Linked DNA regions of Mus musculus: regions 1 and 2 are each linked to region 3. A link is a loop called in an ENCODE intact Hi-C map of the cell type or tissue named here. Cell type or tissue: heart. All regions are shown on one strand.

What was found. Hi-C counts contacts between places; a loop is a spot of excess contacts. Peaks named below come from ENCODE experiments on the same cell type or tissue, not always from the same donor. Only the 100,000 strongest peaks of a DNase experiment are listed, where the experiment ranks them.
Region 1: it touches region 3 in a loop (3-fold over the local background); 4 of 42 quality-filtered maps call a loop at or near these places.
Region 2: it touches region 3 in a loop (2.5-fold over the local background); 4 of 42 quality-filtered maps call a loop at or near these places.

What each region holds. Positions count from the first base shown.
Region 1 is chr16:15,947,255-15,949,754 of GRCm38, forward strand. All of the region lies in intron 10 of Spidr (scaffolding protein involved in DNA repair), which reads right to left. Among named protein-coding and RNA genes, the nearest start is that of Cebpd, 61 kb to the left of the region's middle. In heart, a CTCF peak has its summit at 1,071; DNase peaks (open chromatin) are centred at 1,147 and 1,377; H3K27ac peaks cover 903 bases.
Region 2 is chr16:15,955,451-15,957,950 of GRCm38, forward strand. The region is part of intron 10 of Spidr (scaffolding protein involved in DNA repair); the gene reads right to left. Among named protein-coding and RNA genes, the nearest start is that of Cebpd, 69 kb to the left of the region's middle. In heart, no CTCF peak of the experiment used is centred here; DNase peaks (open chromatin) are centred at 521 and 1,121.
Region 3 is chr16:16,103,324-16,105,823 of GRCm38, forward strand. All of the region lies in intron 5 of Spidr (scaffolding protein involved in DNA repair), which reads right to left. Among named protein-coding and RNA genes, the nearest start is that of Spidr, 42 kb to the right of the region's middle. In heart, a CTCF peak has its summit at 1,152 (motif pointing left); a DNase peak (open chromatin) is centred at 1,138.

The DNA.
Region 1 (2,500 bases), 160 kb before region 3:
GACTTAACTTTGTGCTCTGTGGCTGATGAACACAACTCCACTGGCTCCCACACAATCCAGGTAACTTTAACTTGCTTACCACCACCTGAGTTCTTATACTTTTTCCCAAATCAAAAATCTTATTTTCTGTCATCCATCTAGACAATCTGAATTGCTAGTGATATTCATTTATTTGTCTTCATAGAAGGGTAATCTTTATGTGAAAGCAAAGAGGGAGAGAGATGATAGCAGCGTAAAGCTTCTGCCTGAACCAACCTGTGATGACGGGTTTTATGGCAGCAATCTCACCCCTTAGCTACTGTGGTTTTATTTGTAATGTAATGTTTTGCTAAGGGTAAAGCAAAAATAACTTGGAAATGCATTACCTACATTGGCCCTGTCCTAGCTAGTCACTCGGTTCCACCCAGGAAGAACCTCCGCAATCAGGAGACAGCCACAGTGGTAGACACAATGGCATCAGCCTCTAATCCCAGGCCCAAGGCAGAGATCATGATTTGAAGCCACTGTGGGATATATACAGCAAGTCCAAAGTTACTCTGTGATACACAGTGAGACACCGAATCAAAAAGAAACACAACAACAAAGAGAACGCAGGTGACATTTATGAACCCTTATCATCCTTTTCAGAAACAAAAGAACACACATAAGAGGTCTAACATGCTAGACATATAAAGGTCTATTATATAGTTAATGTTTGCCTTTGAAAAATGTTTTCCCTCCTGTGTATGTGTATATGTGTGCACACATTTACATACACTGGTGATTGAACTCAGGGCCTCGTGTGTAGAAATCAAGCATTCAGTCAAAGCTATATCCAGACCCTGAAAACTTTTTATTTTTTGCCTTTATCAGCTTCATTGCAGCTTTAAAACGCTTTAAAAATTACATATAATAAAAAACAAAAACTATCAAATGAATGACAAAGGAAAAAAGTTAGATTTGTAGAGGGGTATTTAAAGGCTAATCCCTTTGAGAATTTCAAACTCTCCCTCTTCCTTTTAAACTAACTTCTCTTTCTTTCATTCAGTGGTACAATTTCACTGCTCCACAGAGAGGGAGCAAGGGAAACTGCGGACGTGTGTGTCAGCACATGCACATTTGCCAAGAAGGAAGATTAAGTGACCATGTGGGTGTTTACGCTGAGATCGGGGCAGTTCTTAGCAGTCCACTAAGAATTCCCGGAATCAAGACAGGCTGGCTGTTCTATTCTAGGTCACTGTCGGAGGCTGCAGTCTCTGAGGATCTACAAAATCTTATTCTCTACTTCAGAACCTTTTACTAAGCATCAACTCAAGAACAAGGGAGAAGGAACTGGAGTACGGAGTATAAACATAAAAAGCAAGAGACAGAGAAGGGCGGCCCAGGAGCAGGAAGAGCCAGGAGAGGCTTGACCCAGATGAGAGAGGAGCTCCCCAGAAGACAGGAGGAGGGCTGCTTCCCTGCAGCTGGGAACTAGACACAGGACACTGCGTTCCCTTTTCTCGAAAAACAGCCAGGCATGGGAGCTCAAAGTAAACACTTAATCCTGCTGTTTATCTTTTTAACATGAAGAGATGTTAACAGCAGGTTTTTTGCTATACAGAATTTTTTCTTTTTTTTTTCAAGACAGGGTTTCTCTGTGTAGCCCTGGCTGCTGGAACTCACTTTGTAGACCAGGCTGGCCTCGAACTCAGAAATCCGCCTGCCTCTGCCTCCCAAGTGCTGGGATTAAAGGTGTGTGCCACCACGCCCGGCTCTACAGAAATGTTTCTTATTCATTTAAAAACCATATTTTTTCCTGCTAAAATGTGACAGGAGCTCTCTCTCTCTCTCTCTCTCTCTCTCTCTCTCTCTCTCCATACTAAAATAGGATTTCCCTATGTATCCCTGGCTTGCCTCAAACTTGAAGCTCATTGTTACAGTTTCCTAAGTATTGACATTACAGGCATGTGCCACCATGCTTGGTATGAACTTTCCAGTACCACTGGACAGGAACAAATAATAAACTTTCCTTGCTAAATGTATAGTTCATATAGTTTTGATACCGGGTAGGATTCCATATCTACTACCACTGTCACAACATTAAGCAACTCCTATGATATTAGAGATGATCTGTCACCAGTTATCCCAGAAGTGATAGTATGTCTTGACTCAGGCACACAATTTCTGTAAAGACAGATTGTAGGTGAGGCAGTTGTAGACTACAACAGTTTCCTCATTTCCAAGCCCCTCACACCTCCTTGATGAAGAATCACAGTCATCACTTCCTTCAGTTTGTAGCCTGAGAGAGGTTGTCCCAAGTTGTGTGTGTTAATAAACAGTCCTGTCTGCTGAAGATCAGACTTCTGTCTCTCCTGCTTCAGAAACCAAAAGGTTCTTCATTTTGGGGCATAGGGATAAAGAGGTCAACTTGTGAAGGAAAAAGTGGGATGGAGAGCGAGGCATCACAGGTTCTGACTCTACAAAGAGTCCTGATCTGTATTATATGACATTAGATCTAAGATGGCTCCCAAATACTGGT
Region 2 (2,500 bases), 150 kb before region 3:
ATATTTAGGTCTGATAATCTGAGGCTAATCCTTGGACTCCACAGGGTGGAACAAGATAAGCAACTCCTATAAGTTATCCTCTGACTCCACACAGGCACCACAGCACAAACATGCCTCCTCCCAAATAATTAATACGGAAGGATCAGACTGACAGTCCTGTGGTCACATTATTCCATGCACAACCTGAGCCACGAACACAAACAACACAAAATGAAATGTTGAATAATGCTGCTTTATTTCGAGCTCTGCCAGATCTAGCCCCTGTCTGAGAACCATGTGTTAGCTCTCAAATATTAGGAAGCAAAACTTCACTAATTGTTTGGAAGAGGTTAATTGAATCAGTAGGGTAAATCACAATATAGGATAGATCACTATTATAACAAATATTTTTCATGTTATATAATAAAAAAAAATGTTGCAAGAAAGTATTTTCTGGCCTCACCTCCATTTCTCTAAAAATAGCCAAATCCAGAAGGCCTCACTCATATGTTCCATTTGGGTGCTGGGACGGGGGATGTGTGTACAGACTTTTCTTTCACATCTGTGACTCCTGCAAAAATATCTGGCAGTACATTCAGTTCTGTGTCTTAAAACTCACAGGGCCAATTCTAAAATAATGTTATAAATGCTCATGGTTCTCATCACCTAACTAATCTAAAATGGCAGGTCCTTCAGCTTCCTAAGATCATTGTAGGGAAATGTTAGCCATTTCTAGGTGCTGGTCTGCTTAGAAGGACATACAGTTTGTCATGAAATTTAAATGTGAATTTCATTATAAGTGATACCCACATGGCTTAAAAAATATCTTTAATGTATTAAATATGCAACAATTAGGAGGTAAGAATCCCAAGGACTCTAAAGAAAAGCTTCTCACTTCCCTAATAGAAATCTTTCTCAAAACCTAAGGGCACAGAGAATCCACAGCCTTATTCAAGCCACAATTAAAAAGCTTTGGGACAGTCCCAGATTCAGCATCAGCTCTTTGAGCACATCCAGGACAGGACAGAACACTTTCACATCAGGAAATGATCACAAATGTGGGTGTACTTCAGCTTCTTCACTACTGGCTCCTCCCTCTGAACCCCTTCTCTTGCAGTGCCAAGGCTGCTGGCTACCTTCCTGTTCTAACAGTCTCTATCTTTCCAGTAATGCAGGACTTTCACTTTTCTGAATCAGGAAGCAGATCTGATTTACAGATCACGAGAACAAGGAACAGGAAAATGAGATCAGCCACACAGGCATGCTCAGAAGGTAGGGCTGCAGACTGTGTGTTATTTGCGGAATAAGAAGTTCATTTCTTCTTGCCCACATCTAGCACATATTCTGAGTATGGCAGCCAAGATGAATGCATGGATATCTAAGAAAAGCTACTATCCAGTGGACATTCAAGAATAATATTTATAGAAGAATGAAGTCACTGGAGTATGAAACACATTTACTATATTACAAAATAGTGTGTGGGATTATAACCATCTCTCTCTGTAATGCTGAGAAACCTGAGGCTGCAAGCAATAAACAACTCAATGTCACACGCTCGAGCCAAGATCCAAGCTGGCATTAGAATTGAGGCCACTGAATACACTATTTGAATATTCTTTCCCACTAACCTCTACTGCTTTTTTTTGAATTTACATTAATTCTTGCTTTCATTTTATACTTTTATTTTTATGCTACTTGCTTTTTTCTTTTGTGGTGCTTCTATTTCTCCCACTTTGCTCCCAGAAGCGAGAGGAAGTACCCATGAGAAATACAAGGTGATGCATACACTGGCCATGAAAGCAAAGGGCAGCAGACAGGGGGAGGGAAAACAAAGGGGAACAATGGCTAGGAGAACAAACCAGACATAATGATGGTCGGTCTACAAAAGGAACAGAGCTCACCTGACACTGGCCAAAAAAAAAAAAAAAAAAGGTAAAATCACTACATAATTCTTTAATAAAACTTTCAGATTTTTATCTTGGTTCAAAACTGAGTTGAGACAATTAATATATGAATTAATTAATATATTATATTTACTAACATATGCTTATTACATATTAATATATAATGTACCACTGCAATTTTATTTTTTGAAGGTAGTTAAAAACAAAACAAAGCCCATACTTACACCTTCCATCACTGTTTTGATGTACAATGTGTGAGGTTAGAGCTGAACCTACAACAGAGGTTGAAAATTCCCTGTCCTTATTGGCAGCGCAAAGAAAAATCTAGACATCAAGACATCTCCCTACCTAAGCAGATCAGAAGCTGTGGACCAAATGCTCACTTCACGATTTTTGTAGGTGAACATCTACTGGCCCACAGCACTATCATCTATTTATGTATTCTCTGCCTGCTTTAGATGGTTGTTGGGAATAGAGAAACTGGCATGGCCTGCCAATGTGTTTGCCCATGTTATATTTGAAAAAAAAAAATCAAGATCTTGAGTAGTTTAGCCAGTTCATCTTTACCTCATTAACTATGAACTTCTTCTGTGGGATGGTGATAGTAATTGCAGGGG
Region 3 (2,500 bases):
GCTGGAGTCAGGGCCTGGCCTTGCCACATTTGCATTTCCTATGGAGCCTTAAGGAGCTGACCACTTACTGAGTTTACTTTGCAACTCAATCTAGCTGAAACAAAGCAACAGAATCCAGCTGAAACAAAGGGATTGGTTTTTGGCTTTTGCCTATAAAAACTCAGAGCTGAAATTTTGAGCCATGATAAGAAATCTTTGTCTTGGCTTCATTCTTTTCTCGCCCGCAGTGCTATTTCATTCCCAGCCTTCCTTTCAAGTGTACCCAGTTCTCCATGGCTGCTGGACAGCTACAGATAATTAATGGGGGGGTGGGGGAGGGAGGGAGGAGGAGAGAGAGGCAGAGAGAAAGGAAGAGGGAGAGAGAGAGAGAGAGAGAGAGAGAGAGAGAGAGAGAGAGAGAGAGAGAGAACGCGAGAGGAAGCTAAATAGCAAATAAATAGAAATTACTTTTTTAGGACCCGAACACACACAAACCTGCTGTAATAACAAATAAACATATCTTCTTCAGTTCTCTTTACTATTTTCTGACTTTCATGAAGCATTAAAATATTACATCGTTGCTGGGCGTGGTGACGCAGGCCTTTAATCCCAGCACTCGGGTGGCAGAGGCAGGCGGATTTCTGAGTTCGAGGCCAGCCTGGTCTACAAAGTGAGTTCCAGGACAGCCAGGGATACACAGAGAAACCCTGTCTCAAAACAAAACAAAACAAAACAAAAAAAGAAAGGAAAAGAAATTACATCGTTAACATACATAAAGTCTTTCCTTTCTATTCCCTTGTCTAAATTTTTTCAGAACTCTAATTTCAGATTTTAGGCTGTTTTTCTTATATGTGAAACTCAAAGCATTTATTTACAGAAATGGTTTATTGTACACAGGTTAGCTTAGGAACAGGGAGGGGCCCCAGTGGCATGGGCAGAGGAAGACACCCAGAGACCAGCAACATGGTCTTCCTGCAGTGGGAGCCACTACAAAGTATAAGTATGTGGTAGGCAGATGGGTGAACGGAGCACAAGAGTAGAGCTGTCTCTAGTCCTATGGTTGAAGATGAGCTGTTCAGGGGCATGAGAACCTAAGAGCTTACTCTGCCCCTTGTCATTGGCAGCACTGTGTGAACTCGCTCAAGTAATGCTGGACAGCTCCCCCTAGTGGTACAGATGCAGGAGAGCTGTCAAGCTGAGGAAGTCACCTACCACCAATGCCCAGATCCAGGGCTTTGAGTTAGCCTACTCCAGCATCTACCTCATAGATGAACTGCTAGAGTGTGTGAATAAGCTAGTCCTACTGATCCAAAGCTGCAGGAACTCACAACCCAGGGCAATAACAAGATATCTAAGAGGAGTGCCAGTGAAGATCCAATACTGATAGTGTCCAGTACTGATAGCCTCCAAGCAGACCAATGATTCAATGAAATAAACATCTGCAAGCAAAAACATGTGGACAGAAGTGTATATTGTGGGACACACTGTAACACACTACAGTGTCCATGACAAGATGTTTTCTAAACTTTGTTTTCTTTTGTTTATATTTTATTTTTGTTTTGTTTTTCTTTAGGAGGAGGTGACAAGGGCAGAGGGTAAGTACAAAGGGACTGAGAGATGAGTGGGGTTGGAGTGCATGATGTGAAACTCAGAAAGAACCAATAAAAAGTTTTTTAAAGATCCATTGGATTTTCCTTCTAAAAATGTTCAATAAAAAAAACTAAATATTATACACAAATGAAAGTAAAGGCAGTCTTGTTTCATTGTATAATAATGTAACCCACTACCACAAAAAAATGATAGAAGTAAAAACACAAGACAAGTGAGAAATTTGATTCAAGCAAATATGTTTTTTTCCCCAATCGTCTGACACCCATTACTCTGCTCTCCATGGGCAGAATCTGGCAGGCCTCTCAAGTAAACCAAAGGAAAGATATCCACCAGACAGAATGCTGCATACAGCCTCCCACAAAGGCCAAACAAGTATAGCAAGTTCTAACAGGTACCTTAAAAGTGAGGACACAGTGGAATGATTTTCCCTCCATGAGAGCCAAATACCACAGTGTGCCAAAACCTAGATGTAAGGTTTTCCTACGCAAGTAGATGATGACAAGCAAGCTAGCAAAGTAAGTTATCTGTTCCCTTATAGACCTAAATAGTAAATTCAGACTGCCCTTTATTGCTTTCTCTTAAATATTACTCCTTTAAGAAAATCTTACATGAGTTAGACAGTTAGTAAAACTGTCTAGATGACCACCACAAATGACCCTAACAAGCAAAGTTATTTGGGGCATATTTCTATTATTTGAGATATGGCCAAGTAAATCTCACATGCAAAATAAACACAGTGATATTCATTTCAACAGAGTTACTCTGGAAACTGAATGAGGGAACACTGTGCAAAAGAGTCTATAGTACCCAACATATTATATAACACATTGGGTATATACATACAAATGAAAGCTGTAACTACTGTGTAGTTCCAGACCATAGTCTACACCTACAACTTATATGGAAGGAT